3 separate regions of the Homo sapiens genome follow, and all the other regions are linked to region 1. The links are chromatin loops, found by intact Hi-C in ENCODE. Cell type or tissue: PC-9. All regions are shown on one strand. Each heading gives the region's core, and the rest is flanking DNA. Links, peaks and the distances in the headings are about the cores only.

Evidence for each region. Hi-C counts contacts between places; a loop is a spot of excess contacts. Peaks named below come from ENCODE experiments on the same cell type or tissue, not always from the same donor. Only the 100,000 strongest peaks of a DNase experiment are listed, where the experiment ranks them.
Region 2: a loop joins it to region 1, with 14 times the contacts of the local background. A loop is called at or near these places in 3 of 110 quality-filtered maps.
Region 3: a loop joins it to region 1, with 4 times the contacts of the local background. A loop is called at or near these places in 5 of 110 quality-filtered maps.

The regions. Positions count from the first base shown.
Region 1 is chrX:22,133,223-22,138,222 of GRCh38, forward strand. It overlaps PHEX (phosphate regulating endopeptidase X-linked), which reads left to right. Exons shown (of 22, transcript NM_000444.6): 12 at 301-402. Among named protein-coding and RNA genes, the nearest start is that of PHEX-AS1, 37 kb to the right of the region's middle. In PC-9, for the core only: a CTCF peak has its summit at 2,865 (motif pointing right); DNase peaks (open chromatin) are centred at 1,679, 2,119 and 3,259; H3K4me3 peaks cover 2,084 bases; H3K27ac peaks cover 4,566 bases.
Region 2 is chrX:22,362,063-22,368,741 of GRCh38, forward strand. The region is part of intron 5 of PTCHD1-AS (PTCHD1 and PHEX antisense RNA); the gene reads right to left. Among named protein-coding and RNA genes, the nearest start is that of CBLL2, 92 kb to the left of the region's middle. RefSeq lists an enhancer at 2,962-4,161. In PC-9, for the core only: no CTCF peak of the experiment used is centred there; a DNase peak (open chromatin) is centred at 3,629; H3K27ac peaks cover 2,764 bases.
Region 3 is chrX:22,522,631-22,529,309 of GRCh38, forward strand. All of the region lies in intron 4 of PTCHD1-AS (PTCHD1 and PHEX antisense RNA), which reads right to left. It also overlaps the pseudogene RNU6-266P. Among named protein-coding and RNA genes, the nearest start is that of CBLL2, 250 kb to the left of the region's middle. RefSeq lists enhancers at 3,569-4,768, 3,697-3,826. In PC-9, for the core only: no CTCF peak of the experiment used is centred there; a DNase peak (open chromatin) is centred at 3,891; H3K27ac peaks cover 1,590 bases.

The DNA of each region.
Region 1 (5,000 bases), core at 1-5,000:
GTTGTCCGCGCTGGTCTCAAACTCCTGGGCTCAAGTGATCCACCTGCCTTGGCCTCCCAAATTGTTGGGATTACAGGCATGAGCCACCATGCTGGGCCTGGTTAGTTATCTTTTAGTGGTGGAAAAAAGGGAATTTTCCTGGAAAAAGAAGTGTTGCCAGAGCATGGAGTCAAGCTGAAAGAACCCCTTACTTACCATGTTGAGTAAAGAGTCATTTCTCATGCAAGCCAATTTTGTTCCAGAAAACCTCGACTGAAGCTTCTTGGCTTTGACGTTCCCTCTTTGGGTATTTTCTTGTAGATGGAGGAATTGGTTGAGGGCGTTCGCTGGGCCTTTATTGACATGCTAGAGAAAGAAAATGAGTGGATGGATGCAGGAACGAAAAGGAAAGCCAAAGAAAAGGTAAGGATTCCTTTTGATGAAAAAAAAATAAGACTTCTGGTTTAATGGATGTTCATGCTTGACATTGACTGTGTAGTTGGTTTTTATATTGACTGAACTGTTGACTCTGAATGACCCCAGAGTTAGCTGTCTGCTTTTGGATGAATACATAGATTTTTGTTTCACCAGGAGGTAAGAGAAAATAATACCTGAATTTTTCGAACTGCATTTTCAAATACCTTGTAATTCGGCCTTTCCTTTCTCCTAATTGCTGTCTGTAAGAGGCACATGGCTTGCTGCCTGGTGAATTGTGTCATAAACCATCACTGGATATGGCAGAATGCAGAGCAGTGGGGAGTCACAGGGAGCAGCTGGAACAAGAGCCCCTAAGACACCAAAACGAAGAAAACCCATATTGGCCACATGTCCTTCTGCTCTGTGCATGATGCATGCAAATGTCCTGGGGCAAATCCTTTCCTGTAACCAAGCATATCTCCTTCCCGACCCATCATTTGGCACAAATGACCCAAATAGTATACTGATAAACTGCAGACCAGTGTTCTACCATTGCTTAGGACTACAAACGTATTTCCTAATAGAAGTGGACACTTGCTGGGCCTTGTAAAATTTTCTGATACTATGCGACACGATAAGGGAACAAAGGAGAAAAGTATTGACAGCCATGCTGTTTAAAAGTAGAAAACGGGCTGGGTGCAGTGGCTCACGCCTGTAATACCAGGACTTTGGGAGGCTGAGGCAGGTGGATCACTTGAGGTCAGGAGTTTGAGATCAGCCTGGCCAACATGGCAAAACCCCATCTCTGCTAAAAATACAAAAAAATTAGTCGGGTGTGGTGGCATGCATCTGTAGTCCCAGCTACTCGGGAGGCTGAGGCAGGAGAATCGCTTGAGCCTGGGAGGCGGAGGTTGCAGTGAGTTGAGATCGTGCCACTGCACTCCAGCCTGGGTGACAGAGCGAGACTCCATCTCTGAATAAATGAATGAATGAATGGGATCCATTTTGAATTCCAGAGATTCTGATAGAGCTGGAATTCAAGTGGGTGGAGCATACCTGCTAGACTCTTGATGGATGCTTCTCTGCAGCTGAGCATTTCTTGTATCTAGAGGTATTTTTGAAAGCTTCCTGAGTATAACAATCACCTGGGTTGCCTGGACGCTCTGGCTTTCTGGGCCCCTTCCCAGCAAGGCCTGGGTTAATGGATCATGGATGCAGGCTGAACAGCTGTCACTTTAGCCAGTCTCCGGGTGATTGTTATCACTAGGCAGGTCTGGGGAAACACTGCCTGGAGTCATACTGAGTCATACTGAGCACAAATATTTTTGCCTCAGCGTTCTGGGAATGCTTAACCTTGTTGAAATGAGAACACGTAGAGTTTTAGCAAGGATATTTTCTAGTGCTTTAAACTCATGGTACTGGAGATGGATAAACATTGCCATAGATACTTTTGTCAGTAGATGTGAAAAGGCGTTTGTTCAGTGTTTATAATGAAGGAAGAACTGGGATGGTGGGTGGCAAGGCAGCGTTGGAGGAAGACAAAGAGTAGGTTTGATTTTTTGTTTCCCCTTCAAAAATCTGTCAAAGCTGTCCTCAGTCACATAAGGCACAGGCTGATGAAGGCAAGAGCACATGGGCTGTGATGGGAAACTCTCCAGATGGTAGACAACTTTCAACACCAACATATTGTTGTTTTATGAAGGCTTCATTTATTTGCTGAGCTAGCTTGTGGTATGTGGAACAGGATGTGTCTTGCCCTGGGCAGTTGAGCGCTTAGTGTATTAAGGGCTCTTTATCCTCGCCTGACCCCACATGAACCGAAGAGGTGCTTGCATGAATTAGTACAGGACCACCAGGGTGGAGGGTGGGGTGGAGTGTGTGTGTATGTATAGGTGTTGGGGGTAATGTGTTATGAATAGCTGGATGCCAGGGGAATGTTCTGGGAAGTGCAGTCAGTTCTTTGAGCAGTGTGGATTGCAGTTGCCTCAGGGAGCTCTTCTGAGTGGCATAAGGGAGTGGGTGCCTCACAGTTGGCCCTTCTCGGCAAGTGGCCCATGGGTCCTTCTTGAAGCAGGACTATTCTCAGTTCTTCTAATATTAGACATGTTCCTGTTTGCCTCCCGAGTTGCTCTCCAGTCTTCTATTTTATTTCAATGAGAGCTGTCAGTTTTTCTTCTAAAAGCGTTCTTTGAACACTCTGCTTTCTTTGAGCTGAGTTCAACCTGCCAGGAACTCTGCTAGTTCCACGACAGGTACAAATATCAAAGGCAAATTGGATCTCACAAAGTTCCCCGACTGTATCTTGCATTTCAGAGTTCAGAGAAGTTTCTTTAACGAAATGCAAGAAAGATGGATGTTGTTGAAGCAATTTCAGCAGTTCTTTGAAGTGGGTCCTTTCCTGGACCCCAGAAGATGTAAATTTTTTTTTTTTTTTTCCCCTCAAAATTAAATGAACATGCAGTTCTTAAAATGACCTCTGGGTGGAGCTCGTGGTACTCACAAAGAACACTAGCGGCGTTGAAAGCTTTTATGCAGCTTTCTACTCCGGCGTTGTTTTTGAAAAAAAAAAAATTTCTTGCCCTTTTTCTCTGCTGTCCTCGATTTGATTGCCTTTTAATAGTCAACAAGAAAGGAGAGACTTTGCCTAATAATTCCTTGAATCTTAGATGGAAATCTCCCACTATCTTAGGGTTTTGTCTTTCTGATACTGAGTAGCCCCTGCATTAAGAAAGGATTTGCCTGCATTTGAAGTGGAGGTGAATAACTCGCCTGCTCTTCCTGGTATGACTTGGCACTGTTCTTTGGGCATGTGTTGTATGCAGTGTATCACCCAGGCGGAAGATTTCTCATCAATAATAGTGCCCACACTGGGCCAATGCTGAGTCACTTGGCAACCCATTGGGAAAGCTGGAAAAATGTTCTGATTTGTGAAAGGGAGAAGCTTTTCTTTCCCTCACCATGAAGCTCTGGACCGCAGCTAATTACAGAGCCTCCTAAGAAGTGTTAACCTCAGCATTCCATAGTGACCGACCTCCTGAACCGGGCAGGTACAGAAAGCTGCAGTGTTCTGAGGCCTAATACCTTGGCTTTTGTAGCAATGACCTCGTCTCAAAATGGAAGTGTGTGGATGTGGCTTTGTTGTACTCTTTGCTAGGGGTGTTCACTGTAAAAGATAAATGAGGATGCCTCTGCTCCCGTGAAGGGTAAATTTGTTTTCTCTGTCTCCCTGCCTTTTCCTGCTCATCTCTTAAGAGGTCACGAGTAGTTTTTGTATTGTGAAACTGATGGTGTAGGTTTCAAGTGGAAATTTAGTATCGTGAAATAAGCACCGCTTTTTGTTTAGGATTCTCTGTTCCCTGCAAGCATGTGCTCTTATTGTAAATAAGCAGCAAAGGACAGGGCATCTGTTATTTTTCTGGTGACCACAGCTGTTGAATGAGTGTCAGGTGATAAAATAATGATTTTAGGGGTGTCTTCTGGAGGATTTGCCCTTGCCAGAGTAGAAGAGGAGGATCTCAAGGTCGCTACATCAGGATTCTGACTGAGACCTGGCAGGAGAGCGTCAGATCAGGAGGAGCAACTTCCTGAGCTTGGCTTATCTCCAGCTGGATTTGACTATATAGCCAAAAAGCTGGATCCCTTCGGAATTATTTGTTTGTTTGTGCTCTTTGCCCCTGGGACCTAAGTTTGTCAGGTCACATCCAAAGAAAAATAGCAGGATGGGACTCACAGGGAGGTGGCATCCTAATGATGCTCTGAGGGAGTGGCCTTAACCTTGGCCACAGCAGGTGCAGAGAAGTCGGCTGAATGGTCCTAAATTTATTGGCATGTGACTCTCACACACAGGCTTTGAGTGAGGTGGTGAGAGTTTTCTTGCAGAGGGCGAAACAGAGGTGTAGCCCACTTCTTTGGCTTTGTCTCTAAGCTCTACCAGGCCTAGGTACTGGACTTCTCCCAGGTATGCGGTCAGGGCTCTGCTTATATCCGGAGCCTGGTGGTTCTCAAGGTGTGGTTCCAGACCAGTAGCAGCAGTGGTCCCTGGGAACTCATTAGAGATGCAAATTTTCACATCCCCACCTGCTGAGCTCTGGGAGTAGGGCTCAGTGCCTTGTGTTTTACCTGGTGATTCTGCTGCGTGAAAAGGGTTGGGAACCCCTGTCTTGTCCTTACCACTTCACAGCACACCTGCCTGACTTCCAACTGCAGCCTCCTGCATTTTGGCCAAGAGCATTCTCTCCCTGCTACAGCCTGCTTTGCTACTCATAAAGAGGGCCCAAAGGACGGGGAATGACCACACCTTCCTCAGAAGTCCTCACCCAACAGTTGATGGGAGTTGCTGTGTGTGGCCCCCGCTCCCTCATCCCTCTAGTGCGTGTTCCACATGGGCTCTGGGAGCTTTTCCAATGGGCTAGAGCTATTATACTAGCTAAGATACTCGTTGCTGACTGCCTTTCTTTCTCTACATATTTCCTCTTTCTCCTACCAGTGTTTCTTTTGCTGCCCAAATGAACTGCTCGCACTTGAATCCTTGTCTTAGAGTCTGTTTCTGGGGGATTCCCAACTAGGACACAGCCCCTGGGGGTATACGCTTTCCCAGTGCTTCC
Region 2 (6,679 bases), core at 1,047-6,046, 230 kb after region 1:
TCTTAGCCACCAATCTCAGCTAGCTGTTTCTTTTCCTAACGTGTTTTCCTTTCTTAATTCAGTATAATAGCTTGATATGAATTAGACAAATTCCTTGGTTTGAGGTATTCATGTCAGGTCATCTGCTTTACTGTCTCCTACAGAGATGGCAGTTTTGTTCCTTCTATTGGTCATTAAACCACTTTACTAAAGAAGATGCTATGACATTAGAAGGATCAGGATTTATAGACCAGGGGAATGATTTTATAAATGGTATCTGTCCATCTGCTATACAGAATGTTCATATCCTTACAAAACATGTTTTCCTGTACTCAGGTCTTCATTTACTGTTATTTTCTGCCCGCCTACTAATGTACGCATTTTGGATTTCTATCGTAGCTAAATATGCCTGTCTTTTTCTCTTCAGTACAAAACAACTTGTTCAAATCCAGAGGCCAACAGCTTCCACATAGTGTTAGAAAAAGAGTTTGCCCAACCGAAGAGCTATAAGCTATCTATTTATTTATTTGAGACGGAGTCTCACTCTGTCGCCCGGCTGGAATGCAGTGACGCGATCTCTGCTCACTGCAACCTCCGCCTCCCGGGTTCCAGTGATTCTCCTGCCTCAGCCTCCCGAGTAGCTGGGATTAGAGGCGCAGGCAACCACGCCCAGCTAATTTTTGTATTTTTAGTAGAGACAGCGTTTCACCATGTTGGCCGGGATGGTCTCTATCTCTTGACCTCGTGATCCACCCACCTCGGCCTCCCAAAGTGCTAGAATTATAGGCGTGAGCCACCGTGCTCGGCCTATAAGCTATTTATTGTGCTATGGCAAACTAGTTTAACAATTCTGGGTCTCAATGTTCTCATCACTAAGACAGAAGTTTGGAATAGATAATCTTAATGTTCAGTCCTGGTAGGGCATGCAGTTCACCCTTATCAAAGAGACAACTGATGACCAACCTCCCACAGACCTAGGACATGAACCTAAGGTGCTTGACTTCAGGTCCAGGGTTTCAAGTCTCATTTCTAATACTTCATTCTCACAAAAATGAGTGACTTTAAGTCGTGTTATTTAAAGGGGGTAGTAGAGGAGAGATGAGGATGATGAGGTGAGTGGTGGAGAAGAACTTTCTGGGTAGAGAGATTATCATGAAGAAATACCTAAATGCAGGACAGATGTTGGCTTATTTGATGAACTAACAGAGAGTCAGCATGACTGGAGTGTAGAGACTGAGAAGGATAGAGTAAGAGACGAGGGTGGAGAGGTGGCCAGGGGCCATGTCATATATGACCTTTTGGTAATGTTAATGAGTTTGGATTCTTTTCAAAGTGGAATGAGAAGCCACTAAAAGGTTCCAAGAAGAAAAGTGTCATGATCTGGTATTTGCTTCACCTAAGCTTCATCAGGGCTTTATGTCCAATATTTAATCTCCAATAGATGCCACACTGTCTGGTACATAGTAGGCCCTCAACACATTTGAGGACTAAATAAGTAAATAGAAGAATAAAACAATCAATGTAGCTGTAATGTGAAGAATAAGTCAGAAGCATGGGAGGGGTGCTATTAGGGAGATATTACAGTATTCCAGCCAGATGGGTCTTAGTCTGTGGTGGAAACATTAACAAAGGAAGGAAGTAGATATATTTCAGAAGTATCCTGTACAGAGAACCATCAGAACTTGGTCAGAGGATGGAAGGTATTGAGGATGACTTCTAGTTTTCTAGCTTGAAAAATTTGGTAGCTAGAAGTAGCATTTCTTGAAATGAGGACGGAAGGGGGAGCAGATTTGAGAAAAGACCAGGGCTTGAGTTTGAGCATGATGCAGTTGGGATACCTAGGAGAAGATAGCCAAGTGGAAATATCAAGTTATCAATTAGATGCATCAGGTTGGAGGTTAGAAAGGAGATTCCGGTTAGAGATGTAAATTTGGGCACTGTCCGCAAATAAACATTTTTAAAATAGCTATAGGCAAGTGCTTGGAAAAGAGAAGCAGAACACAGGCCTCAAGAATTCAACATTTAGAGTTTTGGTAGAGAAGAAAGGCCCAGCAAAGGAGGTAGAAGAACTATGTCCAATAAATGAGGGGGCAAAGTCAGAAAAGCAAGGCATCCTGGAAGCAATCAAGACCATTTCAGGAAGGAGGAGAAGCGGTTAACAGTGTAGAATTCTCCAGAGGGGAATACATGACAATAATCTGCATTAAGATTATATGTATTAGATTGAATCCTGTTAAACTGCTGTTTTTGTATTAAAAAGTGGTCAAATATTGGCAACTTTGTATGGGTCAACATAATACACAGTTTGCTTGAAAAGTATATATTTCAGGGGGCCATCTCTTCCATTAAGTGAGGAACACCTGTAATCACAATTGTAATGTCTTCTCTCCAACATCTCTCTGTCTATTTTGTTTTTGCCTACCTTCTTTTGGTAAATGTTTATTTACTTGGCTTTTGTTCTAAAGACTGGGGAAGCCATCGAAACATTTTAAGCAGAGAGTGACAAGATCTGAATAGGTTTTGTTTCATTTGACTGTAAACTAGTGAACCCATTTCTGTTTTCACCCACAGCCCTTTGCCTAGTGTGTAGTTCATAGCAGGAATTTGATATTTTTTATAGGCCAAAGAGGTTCTTTCCTCAATGTGCAGCACAAGCCCAGTCTGAAAGTATTTTCTCTAATATTTTAAAATATTATCGACATTTAACCTTCACCATATAAATTATATGACATCTTCAGCTTACCTATCATTGTTCTTATTATCTAAACCATGACTTTTGCCATTTGAGTATAGAAGTGTCCTGAGTTACAGAGTCAAGGCTGGTTTCACTATGATGTCAACACAGACATTGGACGAGGAGTTCAGAATCCTGGCATCTGTTCGCTGCATCATGAGCAAGTTCACATTACCTCTGGAAGCTTCAATTTCTTTACTTTTTTGGTTTTCATTCTTTTAAAAATAACTAGATTGAACTGAACGATTTCTTTTGGTTTTCTTTTAGCTCTAACATTTTATGCTTCTATTAATGATTTAACATTCAGATAGAATATTAGTTTCTTTGTTTTGGAGTTTTTTGCTCAGCCTAAAGAAAGCCCAGTGGCTAGTCAGTGTTCCTGGGCTGGCTTCATTCTCCCTAGACCCCCTCCTAGTGGCTTGGTTCCCCTGAAAGACTCCTTTGTTGCCTTCTCAGAGTGTCCAGCCAAGATAGATCATGATGCATCCCATTGATGTTTTGTCTTATAGAAGTTCTAAACTAGCTACCTTCTGACCAGGACCTGAGGCCAATGTCAACATGCTTTGTTTATCCCATCAAGTAGTTTTTAATGTGAACCAATGCTATAAAATTGGGAGATTTCACACAAAAATTTAGATTTTTAGTTTCTTTAAAAACTCAAGATCTTTGGCCACATGGGGTTGGCATTCTTTTAGGGCAAAAACTGGCTGGGTCTGAGTAGCAGTGGCCCCCCTTTTGGACTGGAAGTTCACTCTCTGGTTCATGACTCACCATTCTGTGCTGCTTTTTGTGCCCTGCACTTCTCCCACATTGACTCACTTTCCCAGTCATTGTAGATATTTGGATTTGATCCACACAGGATGACCCAAGTTGGAAAGGCACCTCAATGACGAAACATCAGTGCAATATGAACCCTGTCCAGGTATGCAGCTCAGTTTCTCATCTCTTTTTGCTGAGACCTCCAAGAGTCACGTACCATTGGTCAAAGTATTATCTAAAAATAGTAAGCAAATTAAGGGAACAGGACTTCGCTGTGTTTAGTCATGGTTTTCACAAATGCCTCAGATCAGTGTTTCTCAGCCCTGGCTATGTGCTGGAGTCATGTGAGGAAGTTTGAAAAAAAAAATACTCATGTTTGGCCGGGCGCGGTGGCTCACGCCTGTAATCCCAGCACCTTGGGAAGCCGAGGTGGGCAGATCATGAGGTCAAGAGATCGAGACCATCCTGGCCAACATGGTGAAACCCCGTCTCTACTAAAAATACAAAAAACTCAGCCGGGCGTGGTGGCGGGCGCCTGTAGTCCCAGCTATTTGGGAGGATGAGGCGGGAGAATGGCGTAAACCCGGGAGGCAGAGCTTGCAGTGAGCCAAGATTGCGCCACTGCACTCTAGCCTAGCAATAGAGTGAGACTCCGTTAAAAAAAAAAAAATGTGTATATATATATATGTTTAAGTTTTACCCCAGAACAACTAGATCAGAATCTCTGGGGGAGAGGCCCAAGCATGAGTATTTTTTTTTTTTTAATCAGATGTTCTAATGTGCAGCCAGGGTTGAGAAACACCACTATAGAAGCTCCAAATCCACAAGTACTGACATCATCAGCCTAGAGAAATCCTCAAAAAGTCTGGGGAGTTATTTGTGGCTGGTTTTGCAGCCTTTATGGTGTCAGTAGAAACTGTACCTAAGAATAGCCTCCTCCTCACAAACTGGAATGCCCATCTGGCTGGGGTTTCCATCACACCTGGCAGTGCTGGAGAGATGCACTTCCAGCATGGGCCATTTAACCAGCACTACCTCCTTTCATTTATGTGAAAAATGTAGGGTGGAGTAGGGGTGGGAAAAAGGCCTAAATCTAGTGTTGACAGGTGAAAAAGAGAAGGGGGAGATGGAGGGCTGGTGACTTACAATCCAAATGGCATTTCATCTATTATGAAAAAAAAAAATGGTTTCAAGATCTTAGCTTTTAAGATGATTGAGGAAAGAGTGAAAAATAAACTGGTGGTAAGACAGACAAAAATATAAGTTAAGAAGAAGTTGCTTCTATTTGAAGTGTTTGTTTTCTTCCAAGTGTCCCCATTTGGGTTACTTTGATCTAGAACATCTGAAAAATGACTTCCCTCTTGGAGTGTTGTTAAAAATTTAAAAGACCAGGGAAAAATCCAAAGTAATGCCAAATTAATCATTGTTTCCAAAGTTTCCATAGATAAATTATTTCTCCAAACGACCCAGAATAATAGGGTGAGAAGAAGGGCTTTAAACAAGAGTGATTCAATGACATTTTCCTCGTGTGCCTTCCCTGTAACATCAGAACAATAGGCTTTGAATCCAAGCCTAATATGGAATTGAAAAATTGCAGACTTAGGGTTTATGATGAATACAACCCAGCTGGAGCATTCAATGAACAATGGCAGGAGGGTTTGGTGAAGCCAATCTGGCCCGCTGTGGTTCTGCCACAAGGGAACGATGGGTTTTAAAGGACACAACCTAATTTCTCTCTGCAGCTGGGTGTCATTGACTAATGAAAATATATTGGCACACTGCTCATGGGTTATTGTTCCATGTAACTGCACCTCTTAGCTGGGGATTTGTAAGCAGGCCATGATTGAAAGCAATATGACTGTGCTTGGTTATTAAAATATTCCAAATACAGCCTGCCCTATTTATTGGAAACAAAGTTTGACAAGATTATGTTGATATGAGGAGCAGATAATGAAACATCTCCGTGCACAGGCACTGCCAATGTCAACTGGGCAGAATTACAGTCCTTAAATATTTATATAGGAAAATGAAATACAACTATTAATACTTCCAGGAAGTGATACAGTGTGAGAGGAGAAATAGACATGAGGAATAGGATTCTGGGCTACTTCTAACAGGCCAATTTATCATTTTTATAAAATGGCTGCATGTCTCATTTGTGGAAACTCTTCAAAGAATGAGAAAAAGCATAAACACCTCTAAAACCTCTAAAAATGAGGCATGTTTAAACAAATGTGTTACAAAACCTGATGACTAAATTAATGTGTTAGAAAGGCTTCATTTTTGTAAGGGCAACTTCTTCTAGGATAATTTAAGCTCTAGCCTATTTATTTATTTAGTAATTTGAAAGCACACTTTATTAACTTGGATAATGTAATTCTGTTTTCTTTTGCTTTGTATTGTCTTTGGGAGAAATGTCTAAAAGCAAAAAAGGTAAATGTCCAGACAGGCATTATTCACCTTAAAAAGCACATAAAACAATAGAAAAGGCAGTAGTCTAAGAATCAGAGGATCTGAGTTTTAATCCGATGTTTGCCTCTAGCCTGAATTGTAGAAAAGTTGCTTTCACATTTCATGCCTAATTTCCACACTTACTTGTCATATTTACCGTCTGTATTTTGGCATTTGACAATATCTTTATTTTTCTGTAAATATTTTAGGAATGCATGTCTCATATTCAGCAAATTTATGCATTTTCATTATCTGATTTCTTATGGTTTCCATCCATTTAAACACGGAGGGTTATGAACAGCCACAACTTTCCTGGTTCTGGGGCCTTTGGGTCCCCCGCCCTCCAGTTTTCCCTTTCTCTGACTTTTGCCCTTTCCTCACTCTGTCACTCATTCTAAAGTGACATGCTTTCTGCCCCTCATCCTTTCTCGATCCCCTTCTTTTGTCCCTTAGTCTCCTCACTCTTTGCCCTTTAGCAGCCTCCTCTCTGAGGTGGGCAGCCCAGGGGTGCTTTTTGCAGGCTTGACATCTCTCTCCTGCCCTTGATGGAGCAAAGTCAATTATACTTTGCTTAAAATGCTGTTTTAAAGGCAAAATGAAAACCACTCAACTAAAATTTAAAAGTCTTCAAAAGGCTGTTAAAATCATCACATTCAATATAAAATGGCCTGAGCTATACAGTCCTCTTAGAAATACATTTTTAAATAAACCAATAAGTTTAGCTAATTGGCAAACTGCTCATTTGCTGAATCAATT
Region 3 (6,679 bases), core at 1,044-6,043, 390 kb after region 1:
TCTCAGTTTCCTTATTTGGAAAAATTGGTGATAATAATTGTACCTACCTCATAGGTTATGAGGATGAATACATTTGCATATGAAAATTACTTACAGTGCTTGACACATAATAAGAAATACATTCATCTCTTCTGGATAATAAGCAAAATGAATTCAAATTGTTATAGCTTATGGAATTTGACATAAATCACACAGAAGTGTATCACAGTGTTATTTTTAATGATTTTTAACATTCAAAATAATTGATAAAAAAATTTGGCATTCCAGAGCCAAAACAAAAAGCAATGGTGGGAGTTACAGTTCTAACAGAAGGAAGTTTTAGTTATTAGAGCTGTCAAACAATGAAATAGATTGCCTTTGAAGTCATGTGTTGGATGACATGGGAAATATGTAACAGACTGGATGACTGCTTCTTACTGATGCTGGAGAGGAGGTTTGTGCATCAGAGAAAAGGTGTAAGTAAATGACCCTTTCAGGTCTTTCTAATTTTCAGTCAATGATTTCACAATTTGGCTCTAAGCCCTCTTTCTAATATTATATCTTATTGTTTCCTCATGCAAATCCTCTGCCTTAGACACCCAAGCACACTCATAAACACTTAACAAGTTTCATGCTTTCTCACCATTTGAATTTTCTGCCACTTTCTCCACTTTGTCTTTATCTTTACAGTATAGGCCAAACATTTTGAAAGTAAAAGTCTTAGTAAAAGTTATAAAGTATATGGTATATTAAAGCTTAATTTCCATGTACAATATTATTAGGACTTGGTTTTTCATAGCTATGCTATGCTTGAACCTGAAATACTTAAATGAATACATATGAAAGATGAAAAGATGAGTTACCTCCCCACCCATACATACTCATTTAGAAAGGGATAATCTGTGTGGGCTAACACACTTGAATTAGTAAAAATATCTCCAATCTTTTAGATTTTTTACTTATATTACAATTCACTTCTGAAGATGTGTAGACTTCAACATTAAAATTAAATAAGAAATAAAAGGATGTCTTTATACAATGCTTCGTCAAAAATATATATGTTAATACTTCCTTATGGAGGAAAGATTTCTGGGAGAAACGAAGGCAAGGGAATGAGCTGCTGGTGATTAGTTGGTTTAATAGTTTTACATATTTGTCGTCAGAATCCTTTAAACCAAAGCTTGGTGGGAGGCACAGTTTGAAAACTTAGAGTTGCTTTAATTAAGGAGGTGGTGGGAGAAAAGAAGATCCTGCCTGGAAGACTAAGAAGGTAATGGGAGTGCTCTTTAAAGCTGTGCCAAAGAGGTTCACAATACCTTTTTGCCATGAGAATCAGGACCATTTTCCTGTCCCGAGGGCAGCATGGGCTTGTTCTCACAGTCATTCAGAAGGGCAAATGAGAAGTTTTGTGTGTGCCTATGAGCTAAATAATCATTTTCAACTAGCTTTGTGGATTACAACGTCATTTTGTGACACAACTTGAGACTCTACACTGACTCCTCCATGTGGATTTCAAAACCCCTAAATTATGCCCCACCATCTTGATTTCCTAGTATTTTATATAAACTCACATCAATTTTTCCCCAATATTTTATTACGCAGGACCTGAAGTTTTCCTGGGGAAAAAGTATTAGTGCTAAAATATGCATTTTTCTATTGGAAATAATAAAATAGTCCAAAGATATTTCCCCTTTTCCATAAAATTCCAAGGGAAACCCACTTAGAAAATTTAGAGTGTAATTGAAGAATTCTACTGAGCATACATGACATAAAGTTAAACAATACTTGGGTAGAAAAATGTTTGGAGATCCCTGTCAGGACATAATTTTTCTGTTATTTAATGAAAAAGATGACTTGCTATGGTTTTTAAATCTGCTTAAATGTGTTTCATTTGATCACATTAATATTTGTACAGTTATTTTTCCATTACTCATGAAACACTAAAAACACTAAGCAATAATTGCACATGCTTTTTCCTTTTATGACCATACATTTTCCCGGACAGGTCTTATAAATTCACATATGTTATCAAAAACTTTTTTTTTTGGAGATGAAGTTTCACTCTTGTCACCCAGGCTGGAGTGCAATGGTGCGATCTCGGTGCACTGCAACCTCCACCTCCTGGGTTCAAGAGATTATCCTGCCTCAGCCTCCCGAGTAGCTGGGATTACAAGCACCCACCACCACGCATGGCTAATTTTTGTTTTTAGTAGAGACAGGGTTTCACCATGTTGGCCAGGCTGGTCTCGAACACCTGACCTCAGGTGATCCACCCGCCTCGGCCTCCCATAGTGCTAGGATTGCAGGCATGAGACACCGTGCCTAGCCCAAAACTTTTTATGATATATTAATAATATGTTTGACAAAGCAAATACTTTCAGTGTAATTATTCACATTGACTGAAAGAATCCTTTACTACAGCCCTCTATCTTATTGCTCACATAGATGATTCATTAAAAATCTAGATATATAGATGGCTAGACATGAATGTGGTATGGTTCTCAGAGCATAAGGTCTCCTAGATGGAGTAACGGAGGAGCATAACCTCTCCGTTACTCAAGGACTACTCTTATGCCTCCATCTCTAACTCATGGGAGGAATAGGAACATTGAACAGAGATTTGGTGCCTTCCTTTACTCACAGCTTGTACACAACTCACTGTGATGGTGATGTGTTTAGCCTGTGAACCTATGTAACAGAACTCGACAGGCAAAAAAATAGTTTCCTTCCACATTAAAAAGCAAACAGTGCAGCCATAGAAAAGAACGAGATCATGTCTTTTGCAGGAACATGGATGGAGCTGAATGCTATTATCCTCAGCAAACTAATACAGGAAAAGAAAACCAAATACTACGTGTTCTCACTTATAAGTGGAAGCTAAATGATGAGAGCTTATGAACACAAAGAAGGAAACAACAGACACTGGGGGTCTACTTGAGAGTGGAGGGAGGGAGGAGGGAGAGGAGCAGAAGAGGTAACTATCGGGTACTGGGCTTAACCCCTGGGTGATAAAATAATTTGTATAACAAACCCCCATGACATGAGTTTTCCTATGTAACAAACCTTCACATGTACCCCCAAACCTAAAATGCTAAAAAAAAACCAAAAAACACCCCAAAACAAAAAAATCTTTACCCCCAAAACCAAATAAAAACCCCCCTTGTTTTATCTAAATCATTATTAAATGCAGTCCTTCCTTAAAATTTTTACATTTTGTTATATTTACATAACGATAAAATCATTTCCCACTTGATATAAGAACAAAAATCTGTTAATTCATTATATTATTAGAATAAGCAAATTAATTACTGCTAACATCAAATTCATTTTAATTTCCATGACCGTCATATAGAGTTCTATACATAGAGAGTGGAACTCCACAATGAAAACGTGCTTAACTCTTTTTATTTCCTCCTCACAGCATGTTCTGCTTTAATGACATATTGAGGGAATAAAATACATGGAATTTTATTCTAGTATCAAGTGAGATTTTAAAATATATGTGAAAATATTTGATAAATGCTTTTTTTCCTAATGGGTGCACTTAGAAATTATAGTTTTAGGTATATTTATATTTTGGCCATATAGTCTCTTAAATAAGTAAAACAAAGCATACTGTAACAAACTATTTTGGTCAAAACTCTAAACAGTATATAGACTTCAAAATAACTTACTCAAAATTCATGAGATTTAGATTTCATGCTCAACTTATCAGGAGGAAACACATCCAAAATAGAAGTGGGTTGACTCTATAACTTCTACTCAATGGCTATATCTACATAACTGTGAATTAAAACAAACAAAAAACAAAAGCTAGAAAACTGAAATTGGTTCTTAGTCATTATGTCTAGTTATGACAAATCGAGACACTATGAGATGATTTTCTCCTCCGGAAACCAGGCATTCAAAGACTTCCAGTGACTCAGGATGGGAGTGTACAGAAGAGAAAAGAGGAACGAAGAAAGCACTGATGCAAGAAGACACAATTCATCAATTCATAACCACACCCTGATCTCCACTACCATAGCATTACAGCCATGATCTCTTTCAGCCTTCTCTCTGCCACTATTGCCCTCAGTGCTGATTTTAATAGATTTTACCTCTTTAGGATGGTAGTGATGAGGAGGGATACTGAACTACCGTGATTTGCCGTGAATTTTCCTAGGAAGGGCCCCAGGGGTCTGCCATGTAAGCGTAACAACTCTTATGTGAGTGTATCTCACTTTATACACAAACACTGTAATAATTTAATGTTATACATTTCTCAACCTGATATTATTTCCCTTTGATTATTTAGGTTGCACCTACCTCATGAGAAAGATTTGGAGAAGGTGTGAAAACTTTATCCCAAATCTTAGATGCTCTATAAATGTCTTCCATTTTATAAAGGCTATCTGAAAGAGAAGCAAGGACAATTCCGAAAAATTCTTCAATTTTAGGTTTGGTCAAACCAACAATAAATACAAAGAAATGGCTTCATCTGAGTAACTGATACTTCCAAGACTTGGCCATTGCAGTCTTTTGTAGATTATATAATTTACTAGTTAGATTAAAAATTATGGCAGGAGGAAATCTTAGAATGCTTTGGCTACCTATCTACGGATACAAAACCATGGTGTATAATTCCAACCTTATTAAAGCATTAGAACATTGGTTTTTAACTCTCTATTGGATTAGGACCAGGTATACTGGCACAGCTCAGTAAAACCTAAGATTGGAAATAATTTGAAATCTCAAAGTCATTGTCACCTTACCCATTTCACCTGGCTAATTACTTCCTCTCCTTTCATACAACCCAACAAATATGTATTCACATTAGTGGGGAAAAGAAGCTCTCCCTATATTTACACAATGGAGTGATTTTTGCCCTTCTAATTAACCAGCATGAGTCAAACGTTTAAAAGGTTCCAGAAGAAACTGTGCCTTCAATTAACATTCACAGTTTCTAAATTAATCACTGCTGACCTTAACATGCAGGAGTCTTAAAGACATGTTTCACATTTAAAAAATGGTAATTTTATTCAAAGAAATCTAACTACCTATGTTTCATAAGTGTTTGGTCATTGTTTTTCTCCTATCACTGCATAAGGAGTCCTAGAGTTTGGAGCATTGTTTCATCACATCTCTGGATAAAAGCCCTACAAATGATCTTGAGCATGATAATGATATTGTCTTCAATATAAAAATTAATAGTGACTCATTATACACTTTGAAAAATCCATACCATGCTCACTTCAGCAGCATATATACTAAAATTGGAATGATACAGAGAAGACTAGCATGATCCCTGTGCAAGGATGACACACAAATTCATGAAGCATTCCATATTTTTCAATAAATGTCCCCATCGGCAAGTTAGAAAGATCTCAAATTAACAACCTAACATCACAACTAAAAGAACTGGAGAAGCAAGAGCAAACCAACCCCAAATCTAGCAGAAGACAAGAAATAACCAAAATCAGAGCAGAACTGAAGGAGACCGAGACACAAAAAGCCATCCAAAAGATCAAGGAATCCAAGAGCTGTTTTTTTTTAAATATTAATATAATTGATAGACTAGACTGCTAGCTAGACTATTAAAGGGATAAAAGAGAGAAGACCCAAATAAACACAATTAGAAACGACAAAGAGAATGTTACCACTGACCACATAGTAATACAAACAACCATCAGAGACTACTCTCAACGCCTCCATGCACACAAACCACAAAATCTAGAATAAATGGATAAATTCCTGGACACATACACCCTTCCAAGACTGAACCAAGAAGAAACTGAAGCCCTGAACAGACCAATAGCAAGTTCCAAAATTGATTCAGTAATGAACAGCCTACCAACCGAAAAATGCCCAGGACCGGAAGGATTCACAGCCAAATTCTACCAGATATACGAAGAGATAGTACCATTCCTACTGAAACTATTGCAAAAAAATTGATAAGGAGGGACTCCTCCCCAAATCATTCTATGATTCCAGCATCATCCTGATACCAAAACCTGTCAGAGAGACAATAAAAAAGAGAAAACTTCAGGCCAACATCCTTGATGAACACAGAGGCAAAAATCCTCAACAAAATACTTGTAAACCGAATCCAGCAGCACATCAAAAAGCTAATCCACCACAATGATGTAGGCTTTATCCTGGGATGCAAGGCTGGTTCAACACACACAAATCAATAAATGTGATTCATCACATAAACCAAACTAAAGATAAAAACCACATGATTACCTCAATAGATGCAGAAAAGGCTTTCAGTAAAATTCAACATCCTTTCATGTTAAAAACTTTTAATAAACTAGTTATTGAAGGAATATACCTCAAAATAATAAGAGCCATCTAGGAGAAACCCACAGCCAACATCATACTAACCAGGCAAAAGCTGGAAGTATTCCCCTTGAAAACTAGCAAAAGACAAGGATGCCCTTTCTCACCATTCCTGTTCAACATAGTATTGCAAGTCCTGGCCAGAGCAATCAGGCAAGCGAAAGAAATAAAGATCATTGAAACAGGAAGAGAGGAAGTCAAACCATCCCTGTGTGCAGACAACATGATTCTGTATCTAAAAAGTTTTCACAGTCTTGGCCCAAAAGCTCCTTGAACTGATAAACAACTTCAGCGAAGTTTCAGGATACAAAATTGATGTGCAAAAATCACTAACATTCCTATACACCAACAACAGCCAACCCGAGAGACAAATCAGGAA